Linked DNA regions of Homo sapiens: region 2 is linked to region 1. Evidence: read pairs that join two places in POLR2A ChIA-PET (ENCODE). Cell type or tissue: HepG2. All regions are shown on one strand. Links, peaks and the distances in the headings refer to the core of each region. The heading gives the core; the rest is flanking DNA.

Evidence for each region. ChIA-PET counts read pairs that join two places held together with the same protein. Peaks named below come from ENCODE experiments on the same cell type or tissue, not always from the same donor. Only the 100,000 strongest peaks of a DNase experiment are listed, where the experiment ranks them.
Region 2: POLR2A ChIA-PET joins it to region 1 with 7 read pairs; 1 of 35 experiments calls an interaction of 5 or more read pairs at or near these places.

Annotation. Positions count from the first base shown.
Region 1 is chr10:5,544,811-5,553,138 of GRCh38, reverse strand. LOC105376380 (a long non-coding RNA gene) reads left to right here and starts at 1,062. Exons shown (of 4, transcript XR_930611.3): 1 at 1,062-1,109; 2 at 1,997-2,138; 3 at 2,329-2,495; 4 at 2,758-3,521. RefSeq lists an enhancer at 6,268-6,767. In HepG2, for the core only: no CTCF peak of the experiment used is centred there; DNase peaks (open chromatin) are centred at 4,078, 4,418, 4,938 and 6,067; H3K4me3 peaks cover 1,930 bases.
Region 2 is chr10:5,656,661-5,664,988 of GRCh38, reverse strand. The region is part of intron 1 of ASB13 (ankyrin repeat and SOCS box containing 13); the gene reads left to right. Among named protein-coding and RNA genes, the nearest start is that of ASB13, 5.8 kb to the left of the region's middle. RefSeq lists an enhancer at 3,245-3,981. In HepG2, for the core only: no CTCF peak of the experiment used is centred there; DNase peaks (open chromatin) are centred at 4,938 and 5,628; H3K4me3 peaks cover 989 bases.

The DNA.
Region 1 (8,328 bases), core at 3,899-6,398:
TGCTTAGCCGGTCTGGTGCCAGGCTCTGTGACGTGTGGAAACCAGGCCCACCGACCACACAGCAGTGGCTGAGGATGGCTCCCTCCTCGGCTACTCTCTGAAATGGTAGAGGCCACTCTCATGGCTGAGTGGTCTCCGCCGTTCTGCAGAGGTGTGGATAAGAACAGGAGTTCCTGCTTGTCTCCTAGGGGTCCGTATTGAACGTTGGCAATCAGTGGAAATCCTGTCTCAGGCCCTCTCGGGGCCCCACACTGATCATTGTATTTAAATCCTCCCAGTGTCCTGCAGACACCTACCTCCCAGACCAAAGAGGGACCTTGCTGGTGGCCAGGAAACAAGCTGAAGCACAGAGAGGAGAGAAAGAGACAGAGTTGGGTCCTCGGGTCACCTTAAAAGGCTGTGAGACTTTTTGCCAGGGCAGGGCCTGGCGGGTGGTGGAGATGCAGGATGAAGGACTTAAGGAGGGATCTTTTACTTTCAGTGTGAAAGTGACCTGTGTTTTTATGAGGGGGCTAGAGAAATACTCAGAATCTGAGAGCAGGCAGTTGGAGTGGGATCTCAGCAAACTTCCGTGTCTGCATGGTCCTGCAACCATCGCCCTGGACAGAGGTCTCAGCTGGGTAGAGATGGACGGTTGTCAGGGCACAGCCTGTCCTTAGGGGGTGCTAGGAATGGGGATTGGGGTGAAGAGGAGTTCAGGAAAGAGGGGTGAGGCATGGGGAACCTGCTGGCTTAGAGGATGCAAAGGGGCAGGTTTTATGGACGCTTTATGCAGGTCCCTTTCATAAAGATACTTGCCCAGCCTGAGCAGAAACCCACACCCTAGAGTTTGTTTCTTCCCTGTGGGCACCCCCCGCCCCCGCAGCAGCGGCTTCTTTCAGTGGCAGAGGCTGACTCTTTTTGCAGCTTCTCCAGCACTTGCAAATGCAACTTCCTTGCACCCACTTCAGACACTTTACAGCTGGAACCCCTTCCTTCAAGGTTAGGGGCCCAGGCCCACAGCCCCTACCTCCAAGTTTCCACGTTTGAAGAATCCCAACCTTTTCCCTTTGCCTCCTCAGCCTCAGGGGTGACACCTCAGAGCTCCTGTTTACCTCTTTAGCCACCAGGTTAGTAATTTTACACCCATGCAAGTGTGTACAGGAATCTTCCGGATCCAAGTGGCTGGTGTGGGCGTTGTCTTCTGTCTGAACCCTGGCCCTTGTCTGTGCAGATTCCTCCCCTCCTGTCCGGGAGAGAAGAGACAGTTTCGATGTCATGTGGAGACAGGAGGCTGTGGTCAACGAGGGGAGGCTGTGGTCAACGAGGGGAGGCTGTGGTGGGGGGTGGCGTTCTGAGTCACTTGGCTGGCTTGGGAATGTGAGCTGGGCCAGGTGCACCTTAGAGAGCCTGGGTGGTGCTGGGGACCTTCAGGCTCTGGAGTCCTGGGTGACCCTGACAGGTGCATGTACCCACATCTCCTTGGCCCCTGTCTCTGTTGCTAATGTCCCTGCACAGACCCCCCCCAGCCGTCATTTACAGATTCCCAGCAGTGAAGCACACGGGCTTAGGTTAAAATCACTGAGCCCCTTGCACAGCGGCCTTCTGGTCCCCTCTGCTGTAAGGCAGGACCACCTGTCAGCCCCTGTCTTCTGGGGACCCCACTAGGCCTAAGAGATGAGGCTGTGGGGTTCTGTCTTCTGGAGGCCCCACTAGGCCTAAGAGATGAGGCCGGCGGCGGAGGTCTGGCCTGGAAGAGAAATGTGGTGAGTCACCCCAGGCCTGACAGATTCACTCAGACCTGGTCCTTCTGCTCCTAGGCTGAGCCATCTCTCAGGGACCCTCCTGCCCTCCTTCACCTCTCACCTGGCCTGCCCCAACCAGTTCTCCAGGCAAGCCCAAACCAGTTCCACCTGGTTTGTGACTGTGTTTGGAAAGAGGGTCTTTGCCGAGGTAATTAAGTTAAAATGAGGTCATGTGAGTGGGCCCTGAGCCAGTCTGATGGGTGTCCTTACAGGAAGACATTAGGACTCCCAGAGGGTGACTCCAGGGGCAGGTGGCTTGGAGGACTGGCCGTGCAAGGAGGCAGCAAAGGGGCGGCCATCTGCAAGCTGAGGGCAGAGGCCTTGGAGGAAGCAGCCCTGCCAGTGCTGGTAACTGTGAGTGCATCTGTCTCTGTTGGTCAAGCCGGCAGCCTGGGGCATTTTGCTGAGGCCGCCCCAGCCGCCTAGCATAGTCGCCAATAAGTCCCCGAGGTTCTGGTGTGCTCTCTGGACTAGTTTCCTGGGGTGGCTGCAACAAATTGCCACAAACACAGTGGTTTAAACCACGCAAATGTCGCTCCCGCAGCCTGCAGGTCGGAAGTCCAAACCAAGGTGCTGGAAGGGCTGGTTCCTTCCGGACCCTTCAGGGGAGAATCTTTCTGCCTCTTTGGCTTCTTGAGGCCCCTTCCTGGCATTGCTTCTTTCTCCACTGACTCCTACCATCAGCGCTGAGTCCTGCCTGCCTCTTATAAGGTACTTCTTTCTCCACTGACTCTTACCATCAGCGCTGAGTCCTGCCTGCCTCTTATAAGGCGCTTCTGGGATGACTCCTGGTGCACCCAATAATCCAGGGTCATCTCTCCAGATCCAGGTTCATAACCCAATCACCCCCACAAAGGGAGGTCACGTGTTCCCAAGCTCCAGGGATCAGGAGGAGGGCATCTTTGGGGGTGATACTATGCAGCTGACCACAGCCTCTCTCCACCTGGGCTCCCACACCCACCCTATTCTGCAGATCTTCAGAGGCCACCTGGGATGTCAGAAGCTTCCAGGAACCAGGAGGTAGCTGCATCTCCTGTCCCTTCCCTGAGTCACCTTGCTGGACTCCACAGTGTGGTGCAGACAAGAAGCTGCAGGGGACAACATGGAAGGAAGCGGGGATGGAGGAGATGGAATGGGATGGGCTCTGGGCCCGGCCAAGCAGAGCAGGATAGGGCTGAGAGTCATCTGAGCACAGGTGGTTCAAATGGCAGAGAAGCTCCACGCTGGAGCGGGGAAGAGCTTGGGCTTTCCGGCCAGAAAGCGCAGGTTTTGGCCACGGCTCTTCTGCCACTCACTAGATGTGGGAGTTTGGAGGCGTTACCCGAGCTCTGAGCCTTACTTTCCTCATCTGAAAAATGGGAATAATGGTAGGGTTAAATTAAACCAAATTTGGTCTGAGGATGCCTCTGCACTTTGAGTCCAACTGCGACCTTAGCAGCAAATGAACTGCAGGCCTAGCTTAGGAGTGTACTTTTGTAAGAAATAGCCGAGTCTTAGCCAATCACAGCAGCTGAGCTTCTATAAATCGCAGGTGGCTGCTGAGTAGTCCATGTTCAAACACGGCAAACCAAGCTGTGACCAATGAGCTGTCTCTGCAGCTCACTTCCATTTTCTGTCTATAAACACTCCCTGCCCACACTGTGGAGTGGAGCTCAGCCCTTGGAACCTCTTCTGGTCTGAGGGCTGCCCACTTCATGAATCCTTTGCTTAATTAAACTCAATTCATTTCAAATGAAACTCAATTGATTGCTAGATTAATTTAAATTTAATTCGTCTAAAGTTTTCTTTTAACAGTTCCTACCTTGTTGAGTTGTCGTGGGAATCAAGTGGAAATTTCTTTTTCACATGGAAAGGGCTTAGCATAGCCTGGCACGTGCTGAGTGTTCAGTGCACACTGGTTATGATGATCACAGTTAGTGTCTCCATCTTTGGTCTGTTCAGCGCTACAGTGTTTGGGGGCCAGCTAGGCAGTGCTGCAGCTGCAGCTCTGTGTGTGTGTGTGTGTGTGTGTGTGTGTGTGTGTGTGTGTGTGTGGAGGGGGCTGTGAGATTGGCGGGCTCAGGAGAAGATGACTACTAGCTGTTGCCAAAGTTTCTTTTCTGCAAGGGAAAGCCACAAGTCACTGGCTCCAATGTGGACTTTTAAAAGGCCTTCCTTCCTTTCTCTCTTACTTCTGGGGAGCCCATGGATAGGAAATGGCACTAAACTGACTTCATCTCTGTACCCTGATGCCTCCATCGCCCTCAGAGTTTACGCCCTCGATGAATCACTTAGAGTGAACTGGGAGCTGTGTATGAGGTGACGTCACCCTGAGATAGAGCTCTGTGGTCACTGGGAGGTGGCTGTGTGCGTTATCTCCCTGTGGCATGCCAGGAGGCGTGTGTGTGTGCACGAGTGTGTGTGTGCATGCATGTGCATGTGTGTCTTTGTGTGTGTGCAAGTGTGTGTATGTGTGTGGATAAGGGAGAGGGAGGGAGGGAGCTGGGCTGTCTCCCCTTCCCCACAAGTGGACCCTGCAGCTCAGAGCCGGAGGTGTGAGCTGAGTTTGGCGTTTGTATGTTGCTTGAGTTGGAATTTGAACTCACAGGGGACAGGAAAGGATGCCTGTCCCCAGGACTGACTAACGACATCAGGCCTGGCTATTGAACTTCCTGCTCTGCAGATCCTGGGTTCTGGGAGGATGAGGAAAGGATGAGCGAAGGCTGGGGGATCTCTGGGGTGGGGGTGGACTCAGTGAGTGGAAAGAGTAAAGGTGTTGGGGGTGGACTCCCTGTCTGTGTGACCGCTGGCAAAGTCCTTGACCTCGGCCAGTCTGCGTTTCCTGATCCAGGCAGTGGGGACATGGTCCTTTCCCTCAGAGGGGTGGTGAGGATTCAATGAACTCCTTTAGGTAGAGCTTGCTCAGGAGCATCAGCTGTAACACCTGTCCTGGAAGGTTGCTAGGTGCCCTCACCCTTTGTTCTGTGCCCACCTCTCTCCACCCCCTCTTCAGCCCGGATCCAGACGAGGCCTGGGGAAAGTCTCCCAGAAAGCGCCCTGACCAGGGCGGTGCCAGCTGGGTTCCTGTTTGCCTAAACCCAAGCAGCAAGCTCTTCAAAGGAACCTAACAAACCGGACAGAGAGCTTTGTTTTTTTCCTCACAGCAAAGGAGACAGAAAAGTTTGCTGAGTAAGTCAGACACCATTAAACTCACAAAAAGGCTCTTTGTTCCGGCCTGAGAGGGGGTGAAAAAAATAAGCGAAGTGGTCGAAGGGCGTGTGTTTGCTTCCGTGTTCTTGGAGTGTTTGGGCAGGGCTCACCCAGCTCACTCTTCCTGCTCTCCCCCATCTCTGAGTCCTCTGCCCCTGGTGATCCCACCTGTTATATCAAAAAATTGCACCACGGCCCAGCCAGAAGGAACGGCTAAGGGCTGTTAGTCCAGCCAGAGTTTCACTTTTAAAATGATGCTACCTAGTACTTAAGTTAGACGCTCCCGCAGGGCTTTCCTGTGCTTTTTCTTGTTGGAAGTGATGTGACCGAGGCTCTTGCCAAAGGTCAGTTAGTTGCTGTCTGAGCTGGGCTTGGGACCAAGCCCCTCGTACCCAGCCTGTTGTCATTTACTGTCATCCCTAGTGCTAGCTGTGGAAAAGTCTGCTTGATTCTAACCCTTTTGTCTCTAGTACAGTGAGATCTATGCTAAGATTTGTTTGTCCTCATTAAATTATAAATTCTTCCAGGCAGGTCACTATGTGGCTGGTGCCCCCCTGCAGTTGTGCAGTGTGCAACCTGTCAGACTGAACATGGCAGCCCTGCTTCTGGGGTTAATACAATATTATTGATTCATTCTTCCAGCAGATGGAACAATGCCTGTGGGGGGCAATTATGCCTTTGCTTCTAAGACTCGTGCTTGTAATGCCCAAAATCCAGTGTCACTGAGCCCAGCTGTGCTGAGAGAAACCAGCAAGTGGGCCAAAAAGAAAAGGTCTCCTCCTCCCAGACACACTGGCTGCTGGAGAAAGCCTGTGTGTTCTTAGGTGGCTGGGCTAGGTGGGGGCAGGCTCATGGGCAGGGGAACCAGTCTCTTAGGTGGGCATTTCTGGGGGGCTCTCATGGGGTGGAACTAACCAGCCAGGCCCAGTTCTCTCCTTTGGCAGCCAGAGAGGGGAGAATGTCAGATGTTTGTGCCTTGACTCAGCAGGTGACGTTGTGAACATTTATGAGCTTTTCTTCCTTTGGGCTCATTTCTTTATCTGTTAAAAGCAGGCAGGGCAGTGCCCAGCCCGCACCTGCCCAGAAGGACAGACAAAACATAAAAGGGCGGGGTGATTGTGAAATATCACTGGGCATTGTTCATGTCAGAGCTCCTGGTGCAGTGCGATGCCCAGGACTTTGTGTGGGCAGGGCTGGTGCTGAAGTGCAGGAGAAGACTCAGCTCTGGCTGAGCAGGCGCTGACCCACACTGCTGCTCTGTAACTCACACCGTTAACAATGGAAAGCGTTGCCTTGTTGTCTGTTTTGTGCATCCATGTTTTCATTCCGATTTTTAGTCCACATCTCTGGAGGGCAGAAAATCTGTCTTATGCTTCTTTTTCCTTCAACTGCATCCTTGGGAGGGTGGTAGATAGAAGACAGACATTCTTTACACAGGTGAGGCCCGCAGGAAGAACCAGGGCCAGTCCTCATGGTCATCACACACCTGGAGAGGGAGGCTTCTGTGACTTTGTGTGTGGTGACAACGCTGTGCTGCTTGGTCTTCCGAATGGTTGGACAGCCTTTGGCATGTGCTCTAGGACGCCCAGAGCTGCAGGTTGGCCTTGACTCCTCTAGCCTTGCCAAGTCCCTCAGGTAGATCAGCCCACTGGTACCTTCAGCCGGCCGGCACCCTCCTGCCCAGGTGGGGCCATGCCTCTGTTGGCTGCACTGTCTTTCAGGAGGGTGTCCTTGGCTCTGGCATTCTGGGCTCCTAGAACAGAACTGCAATGGTTTTCCTCAGCCTGCGTTCCTGACTTCTGTCCAGCTTGTGGTCTGCCTTGTGGCTCCCTTCCCTGGGGACCGTCCCCTCTGTCCCCCACCAGGAGGGTCATGCCTGCCACACACTGCTCCTAACAACCCGCCCTGTGATGGCTCTGGCTGGTGACCCGCAGCTGCTGGCCAGGCTGGGCTGAACCCGGATGGCTGCGGATCAGCAGAGCACGCGCCCCACCGCGTTGGGCCTGCTCTCGGATATGCTGCTGGTGGACTGACTCATAACTAGCGCTTCCTCTCAACAAAAACAAACACCCAGGGAGAGACTCAAGGGCCCTCCTTGGCTAAACAATTCTTGAGATTGAGTTGGAAGGGAAAACCCATTACACAAAGGGCTTTGCAGGGGAAGAGGGGAGAAGGCGAGAAGCCAGAACAAACACAAGAAGGCCCAAGCCACCCAGGGACTGGGAGAGGGACTCCGGCTCAGGTGGGCGCGGCCATATCCACCTTTTTGGGACTGAGACACTGAGCACATTTGCTCACTGCTTTCCCTCCGACAGCTGTTAAAGCTGGTGCTTTGAACCCAGCCCTGGGCAGGGTCCTTGCTGGCTCCGGGAACCTCCATTCTTGCTGGGCTGACCCTTTGCACAGCGGGCTAGGGCAGCCCTGGGTGTGGGGCTCCAGCTCACAGACAGTGTGATCATGAAATGAGGAAAGTGTGGGCTTTGGAGTCTGTGAGACCTGGCTGCAAAGGCTGCTCTGCTGGCCCTAGCTTTATGGGCTCAGGCAAGTGACTTAACCTCGCAGAGTCTCAGTTTCTTTATCTGAGAAATGGGTGGTGATGCCTACTTGGGAGATTGCTGTGAGGATTAAAGATGACCTATGTACAGTGCTGGAACATAGGAGGCAGTTACTACCTAGCAGCTAATCTTACTTAATTAAATATCTTCCCCTCTCAAATAAACCTTCTGGGTCTAGCAAAGAAAGTTGAGTAAGATACAGGCCTTCTCCACTGGACACACACAGCTCCTTGGGGACCATCTGGTGGGATCTCATTCCCAGGCCCCAGGCCAGATGCTCATCAGCACCCAGTGAGGCCACAGCCAGCCCTGATTCCAGGTCACTGGCCCACCTCTGGTCATAGTGGCCTCTTCTGTCTTCTCATCATCCCACAGTTAGGCAGGACCTCCCATGAACCAATGGAAAAATGCCCAGTAGTACAGATGCCAGCATGCTGACCAGGGAACAGGCACAGGTCACCTTGGGCTCGGTGTGGAGCCATCAGCTGGCCAGGGGGACCTCACTGTCCTCCTGGTTGCAGAGGAAGGCACTGGGCTTGTGGGAAGAGTCTTAGAGAAAAACTTTGCAATGGGGCATGGCCACAGGACTGAGGGCCAAGCAAAGACTACTGATGAGAATTTCTGTGGGGGGAGAGTTTCATTTCAATGGAAGGAAGAACTTTTATCAGTAAGAACAAAAACTTCACTGTTGAAGAATAGATTCAAGGGCACCTTCACCTTCTTTGTCCCTCCTTGACTTGGCCACTGGTGGTAGTGTGTGTGCACATGTACGTGGGTGTGTGTGTGTTGTTCAGCTTAAT
Region 2 (8,328 bases), core at 3,435-5,934, 110 kb before region 1:
GCTACTTGGGAGACTGAGGCAGAAGAATCACTCGAACCTGGAAGGCAGAGGTTGCAGTAAGCCGAGATTGGGCCATTGCACTCCAGCCTGGGTGACAAGAGCAAAACTCTGTCTCAAAATAAATAAATAAAAATACAAAAATTAGCCAAGCATAGTGGCGGGCACCTGTAATCTCAGCTACTGGGGAGGCTGAGGCAGGAGAATCACTTGAACCTGATAGGCAGAGGTTGTAGTGAGCTGAGATCATGCCATTGCACTCCAGCCTGGGCGACAGAGTGAGACTCCGTCTCAAAAATAAATAAAATAAATAAATAAAGAAATAAAGAAATTCTGCATTCCCTATGGACGTCCTTCTGTGGTAGATGAACCTCTAACCTACTGGCTGCTCCCCCACTCCCCCGTACGTTCCCCCCAGGGTCCTCCAGTAGAATTGTTTTTGTTTAAATCAGATTTCAGTGTTGACATTATTGTGACTGTGAATATTGCAGCTGAGCCACTTGCTATGTGGGGACTATGTTTCTCTTTTTGTGTAATGTCTTGCTTTTCTTGGACATGGCGGGTGTTCTTTTTGTTTACCTGTGGGTTCGGTGTTCTCCATGCCTAATCCCTAATTTATCCCCAGACAGTCTTCTTAGGCCCCTCAGGTAAGCAATGAGTCCTGTGTTCTCTCTCTCCTGGTTCAGTGTTTGGAGACGTGTGCCCTGCAGCCTTGGGTCTTCCAGCTCTGCCTGCTGCTGCTCTGGGAAGCCGGGGTGGGGGTGGGGCAGGGGTGTCTTCCTGTTGTTTATGGGGATTTGCGCATCCCTTTGCGTTCAGTGCCCTCCCAGGGGTAGTTCAGATTCCCTGCTCTTTGCTGGTCCCAACCCCGGGTGCCAAGCCCGCCTTCTGTATCCTGGTTAGCCACTGCACCAGCCTGCTCTCCAGCTCCCCCGATGGTCTGGAAATCACTCCCCAGCCTGTTTGTTTTCTACTTGTTTATATGGATTTATGTCTCCCCATCCAGGTACTCTCAGTTGAGTGAGATCTTTGCTGAGGGGCAGAGAAGATCCTCCGTGTTTAATCAGAAACACAGCTCTATCGCTCTTGATTTCAGTGTCAGAGCGGGGAGAGGGAGAATCCACTAGGGTAGCAGTCCAGGGCATTTCTAAAGGGTAGAGAGTTACTTGGAGTGGGCGGCTATTTTATCCTAAAATAGGAATTCAAAGAGGGCCTGTTGACACACCAGAAAAGCCTATTTAGGGCCAATGGAAGTATCAGAGGAAATTAGCAAGTTACAAAGGCTTAGGAAGCATGTTTATGGGCAAAACAGTACCTCTATCCTCCTCCTCGACTCGGCAGCCCTGGGAGACATTGCCTGCTGTCCTAAGGAAACTGAGGCTTAGGTGATTTAGGGTGAAAAGCGTCCCTCAGGTCCCTTAACTGAGACAGGGAGGATGCAGGATCAGAGCTCAGGGGTCCTGAGTCAGGGCCTGAGCTCCCACAGTGCCTTGAGGGTGGGACTGGGGGACCCTCCCCATGCTCCCTGGGCCATAGCCTTTGGGGTGGACCAGGGGCAAGGGAGGAGTCGGGGTAGCAGATAATTGGGTGAGTGATGAGGGAGTCAGGGGAGGAGACATTGAAGGATAATGCAGCGAATCCAGTGTGGTTTTAGCGTCCTGCAGGTGGAAGGAAATGCCTGTTATTCACCAAGCTCTCCTGACACCTTCGGTCCTTTCTCCCAGTTCCTTTACTCCTTAGCCCACCTATTTTCACCTCTTTTCTCCTTGTCTTCTGCTTTCATTTATTCTTTCCCTTTCTTTTCTCCACTCTTACTGAGTTTTGACCATTTTGTCCCTCTAAGAAGGCAAATACTGGCATTTTTGCTTCATTGAACACATCTTAAAATCAGTCTGCTGTTTGACCTCAAGTTTACCGACAAACTATATTTTGGGGATTCATAATGAAAACATTTAAAAAGACATGGTTGAAAAATATCACTGTAGCAACAAAACACTGAGCCCAGACTTGTAAGTGGGAGTTTCTACATAGAAAAATAAAGATCCATATTTTTTTTCCTTGGGTTTCAAGGACACTAAAACTGAAATTTGAGCTGCGCTATTAAAATTTGGTGATAGTGGTTAAGTGCCATGCGTTAGGCACCCTCTTTGTGCTGGGGTTGTCACGTACACTGTCTTTAGTTGTCACCATGAGATCCTTCATTTATCTTTTCCTCTGTGGTCTCTTTGTCTTTGTGGATTTAGCCCCCATTTTATTCCCTTACCGTCACTTGTGTGTGGTTTGGACAGCAGGCAGAGATGAATGGATGCTACATTTGGCTTTTTCTGGGAGTGTTAATCATCCAGGATCTCATCTCTTCTCTTCTCTTCTCTTCTCTTCTCTTCTCTTCTCTTCTCTTCTCTTCTCTTCTCTTCTCTTCTCTTCTCCCCTCCCCTCCCCTCCCCTCCCCTCCCCCCCCCTTCTCGACAGAGTCTCAGTCTGTCGCCCAGGCTGGAGTGCAGTGGCACGATCTCAGCTCACTGCAGTCTCCACTGCTTGGTTCAAGCGATTCTCCTGTCTCAGCCTCCTGAGTAGCTGGGATTATTACTGGGATTACAGGTGCATGCCACCACACCCAGCTAATTTTTGTATTTTTAGTAGAGATGGGGTTTTGCCATGTTGGCCAGGCTGATCTCGAACTCTTGACCTCAGGTGATCCGCCTGCCTCAGCCTCCCGAAGTGCTGGGATTACAGGCGTGAGCCACTGCGCCCAGCCCATCGTCCAGCATTTCTAAGGCCTTTTCAGTTCTGACAGTCAGCGCGTGTTCATGAATCCTTAGCTTTCTGGGACCCTGGGGGGCTATGTCACTCAGGACTCTTGACTTTTCCCTGAGAGCTGAGGATGAGCCCATTGAGAGCAGCATCAGAAAACCCTCCCTGGGGGCTTCCGGTGCCTGCCTTGGTTCTTCCAGGGTGGGTTCCCCAAGTGTGTGCTCGCCCGCCCCAGCCCGGCTTTATGGGTGGGTCAGGGTGGAGGGCCCACCCTCACCATTTCAAGAATGCTTACTGGGGTTTTGCAGGGAGGGCTTCTTACAGAGGCTGCTGGTTGTTTTTGACGCAGAAATGACATTTCTGCAGCCAGGACCCCAGACTCCCCTTGGTGATTTACTCGGAACAAAATTTCTGACTCCAGCAACATTTAAGAGTGCATTCTGGGCTGGGCCTGGGGCTCATGCCTGTAATCCCAGCACTTAGGGAGGCCAAGGCGGGAGGATCACTTGAACCCAGGAGTTTGAGACCAGCCTGGGCAACATGGTGAAACCCTGTCTCTACAGAAAATACAAAAATTATCCAGTGTGGTGGTGGTGCATGGGCCTGTAGTCCCAGCTACTTGGGAGGCTGAGGTGGGAGGATCACTTGAACCTAGGAGGTTGAGGCTGCAGTGAGCCCTGATCACACCACTGCACTTCAGCTTGGGTGACAGCGAGACCCTGTTTCAAAAATAAATAAATAAACAATAAGAAAACAAAATAGGAAAAAAGGTGCATCTTGGGTATTTGACCTGGATTCAAAGCCAGCATGCTACTGGATCAGCTTTGTCTGGAAGGTGTCCCTGGTGGCATTTGAGAATGCTCTTTGTTGGAGTGGGCCCTGACCCTGGAGAGGCCCCAGGCTCGGCGGGGCGGGGTTGGGGGCAAGTGGCTCTGCTGCTTTTATGGTTGCAGTCCCTGTGTGGGTCAAGTGAGGCCCGCCAGTGTGGGTGCAGGCAGGGCAGTGTGGAGGATGGGCTCTGGAGGTGCCCAGCTCTGCAGTGTGCAGGGGCCAGCAGGCCAGCTGCCTCCTAGACACAGGCTCTCTAGGGGGTGGCCGGGCCTGGGCACAGAGCTGCCACTTGGGCCCAACGAGTGGGGCTCTGGCTCTGGGATGACTGAGGAGATACTGGCAAACCAGCTGCCTAGGGGGAAAATAAAGAAAAAGAAACAAAAATAAAAGTCTGCTTTGCTGCTTTCCCTGGTCTAAATACTCACATCCTGGCTGCTTTCAAGCTGCTGGTGGTCTCCGGCCAGCAGAACCTGGCTGTGCAGCAGCCAGCTGGCGAGATGGCCCGGCACACTGCTGGGTGGCTTGCAAGGCAGGGAGCGATGGAGGGGCTCTGGTCTCAGAGGGCCCGGGAACTGAGCAGAAAAATTGGGCAGAGACTCAATCAGTCACCCGACTTAGGTAAGGATTGAGTTACTGGAGCTGGAATGCAAGATTGGGGGGCTTGCTATGGAACAAAGATGAGATGGTAGAACCCGCACCTGCCCTCCCCACAGGACTGGTAGGGTAATAATGACAGCAATGATCCTGGAGCCATGGCAGTGCCTGTTACTCACAGCATTTACAGGTGGCCAGGCACGATTTTCTTCAGTCTTCACAGCACCCATTTGAGGAGAGAGGAGGCCGAGGTTTGGAGAGGGTAAGCTGTGAGACGAGCTTTGAACTCACGAGCAGGGTGGTTCCTGCAGCTTGCCCCTGTAGAGTCTGCTCCCTGAGGGTAGGCTGACCCTGAGCCACTTGACCTGTTCAGCCAGGGCTTCCTAATCTCAAAGGACAGGTCAGTCCTGGGGCAGGGCACAGCCTTAGATGGGAGGGTGTCGGGGCCCCAGCAAAGGGGCAAGAGAGGGGAAGAGGAGCTGGGGTCCAGAAAGGTCCACACCTGGCACACGGTCCTAGCCAGTAAGGTCGTATCGTGGGTGGAAGAGTGGAGAGAACGTTCTGAAGCACGTGTCATTCCTTCTCAAGGTGACGTCTGCCGTAGTCTGCAGTAGATACATAGGTGACATCTGTGAAACTCTAGTTTTCAGGGCAAAGGCTTTTGCTTGGCTATTCATGAGCTCAGGCCTGCAGGCGGCAGGTAAACAGGAGGAGCCATAGTGTGTAACACCGTGACCCTGACCTGAAGCAGAGGAGGAAGTGGGTAGAATCCAGCCATCAGGACTGGGTCATGAGTCACCAGGGCTGCAGCCTTGGCTCTTGTTGCAACACAAGTTCTTCATTTAATGGATGCACGAGCCCCCGCTTGGCCAGAGTGTGCAAGCATCATGTTAGGTCTCAGGCCACTGTCCTGGGCTGGAAAGTGGAGCAGGGGACAGAACCTAGCGGCAGGGGTCCAAGTTCAGTCTGGCAGGGGAAGATGCGTCTGGGGAGTGCTTATTCATTCAGATACCTGCACGAGCAGCCTGTGTGGGGAGGCTGGCTAGCTGTGGTACTATTCCCAAGGTGACAGGGGATGGCCTTAGGGAAGGCCCAGGGAAGGGAGAATGCTGATCAGCTGGTGGTGGGGCAATAGTGTGGAGATGGCGTGGGGGGGTGGGCTGCATGCTCGGGAGGCTTCCTGAAGGAGCAGGGGTCCCCTCAGTCGAGGAATTTCAGCCGGAAGCAAGGTGGGGAATGGGGCTGAGAAGAGCTTTCCAGGCAGGGGAAGGAACAGCATACGCAAAGCATGGGACTTGCAGCCACTGGACTCTGTGTGAGTCGGTAGAGTTTGGTGTCACTGGACACGGCTGTGTGCATGACGGGGAGCCTGGGGACAGGGCCTGTGACTGCATGGTCGTGGACCTTGTTCCTTGCCTGGGTTCCACCCTGGAGGAGGGAGCCCTTGTGAGCAGGCCCTGTCAGACTGGCTTGTCAATCATCTGCATTAGGGAGGGGGCAACCTATTATGTGGCAGCAGTGGGTGGGATTTAGGGGCAGAACGTGAGTCCCGGAGGGAACTCGCCAGCACGGCATGGAGTCTCGGGTTTCCAAGGCGGTGCTCCGCCAAGGGAGAGGGTGCAGGGATTGGGGAGGGGGGGCGTCTTGCCACCACAGGGAGCCTGGCACAGGGGCTGGAAGCAGCCTGCAATCCATCCTGGCCAGTCCATTCACTAACAGACAGCATTTCCTGTGCTCACTCCTCATCCATTTAAGGTCCGTGACCATAAGCTGTCCTTCCCGATTCTTTTCACCTGGGACACTGACCCTGCCATTGCAGGGCTGAGTCACATTGCTCTGTGGTGGTGGGTGCTGGGGGCTGATGTTTATGAAGAGAGTGGGTCTCTTCGCCCCCTGGAAGGGCCATCGGTGGTTTGGGGGTGTCAGGAAAGGTGACGAGGTGCACCCCAGGCACCTGCTGTCCTCTAGCCTTCTATCCCTCCCTTCCCCACTGTAAATCTCCTATGAGGACAGCCTGCGGGTGACAGTCCCCCCATGCTCTAGGTCCTCCAGCTTCTGGTTACTTAAAAATTTTTTTTTTCTATTTTTAATTGTAGTAGAGAGCACAGAACACAAAAGTTACCACCTTAGCCATTTCAAGTGTCCACTTCAGTAGGGTTGAGTACATTTACATTTTTGTGTAACAGATCTCTAGAACTTTTTCATCCTGTAAAACTGAAATTCTGTCCCCATGAAACACTAACTCCCCATTTCTCCTCCCCCAAGCCCCTGGCAACTACCTTTCTACTTTCCATCTCCATGAATTTGACTACTCGAGGGACCTCACATAAGTGGAATCATACAGTATTTGGCTTTTCAGAAATGGCTTATTTGGTTTTGTTTTTTTTTTTTTTTTCAGACAAAGTCACCCAGGCCGTAGTGCAATGGCACGATTTTGGCTCACTGCAACCTCCACCTCCTGGGTTCAAGTGATTCTCCTGCCTTAGCCTCCATAGTAGCTGGGATTATAGGCATGGGCCACCATGCCCAGCTAATTTTTGTAATTTTAGTAGAGATGGGGTTTCACCATATTGCCTGCCTCGGCCTCCCAAAGTGCTGGGATTAGAGTTTTGAGCCACTGCACCTGGCCAGAAATAGCGTATTTATTTATTTATTTTTGAGACAGAGTCTCTCTCTGTCACCCAGGCTGGAGTGCAGTGGTGTGATCTCAGTTCACTGCAACCTCTGTCTCCTGGGTTCATGCGATTCTCGTGCCTCAGCCTCTGAGTAGCTGGCACTACTGAAGCACCATGGATTACAGCCACCATGCCTGGCTAATTTTTGTATTCTTAGTAGAGACAGGGTTTCCCCATGTTGGCCATGCTGGTCTCGAACTCCTAACCTCAAGTGATCTGCCCGCCTCGGCCTCCCAAAGTGCTGGGATTACAGGTGTGAGCCAGCGTGCCTGGCCTAGAAATGGCTTGTTTGACTCAGCATAATGTCCTCAAGGTTCATCCATGTTGTAGCATGGGACAGGATTTCCTTCATTCCCAACGCTGAATAATATTCCACTGGACACTTGGATTGTTGAGAATAATGCTGCTATGAATGTGGGTGTACAAATGAATCTCTCCTCAAGACCCTGCTTTCAATTCTTCTGGAGATATGCCCAGCAGTGGAGTTGCTGGATCATATGATATCCTATGTTTCATTTTTTAGGAACTGCCATACAGTCTTCCACAGTGGCTAGACCATTTTATATTCCCATCATCAGTGCACAAGAGTACCACTTTCTCCACATTCTCGCCAACACGTATTTGGTTTTTTTTGATAATCCTAACAGGTGTGAGGTAGTATCTTATTGTGGTTTTGATTTGCATTTCTTTAATGATTAGTGACCTTGAATACCTTTTTTTTTTATGTTTGTGGCTGTGTGCATCCTGTTTAGAGAAATGTCTGTTCAACTCGTTTGCCCATTTTTAAACCTGGTTATTTGTTTTTTTTGTTTTTGAGTTGCAGGAGTTCTTTATATATTCTGGACTAACCCCTTTTCAGATATATGACTTGCAAATATTTTCTCCCATTCTGTGGGTTGCCATTTCACTCTGATTGTGCCCTTTGATGCACGGAAGTTTCTTTTTTCTTTTTTTCTTATCATGTCTGCTGCTAATTTTTGCCCTGAATTGCTGCAGTAAGACTACAGCAGCTGATGTGATTCACTAGAAATAAGTTGCATTTCCTTTGTAGACTGGTGATACAGAGAAATAAAATTAGATTTTCTTTTAAAAATTTTATGTCTAGTTGTAACTGAACCCAGATTTGGCTGCTTACTGCTCAAAAGCCAAATACGAGAGACAAGAGTTGGTGGCAGGTTTATCTGGAGAGCCAGCAAACCAGGAAGATGGTAGATAAGTGTCTAAAGTGCCGTCTAAGTCAGTACAGGTTTCGGGTTCTTAATTATGTTAAGGGCAGTGGGAAAAAGAGGCTGTTGGGATCAAGAGGTAACCAAGGACCAGTGACATCTGGGCACCAGTGAAGGTCCTAGGAGGTTGGGAACATCTTTGTCCTTGATCAGGTCGCAGTGCTCCTATAAATCTTTAACAAAACATAGCTAGTTGTTTACATGCTTTCCTTTTAATCCCAGAGTTAATTTCAAAGCTACACGTTTGCTCTTTT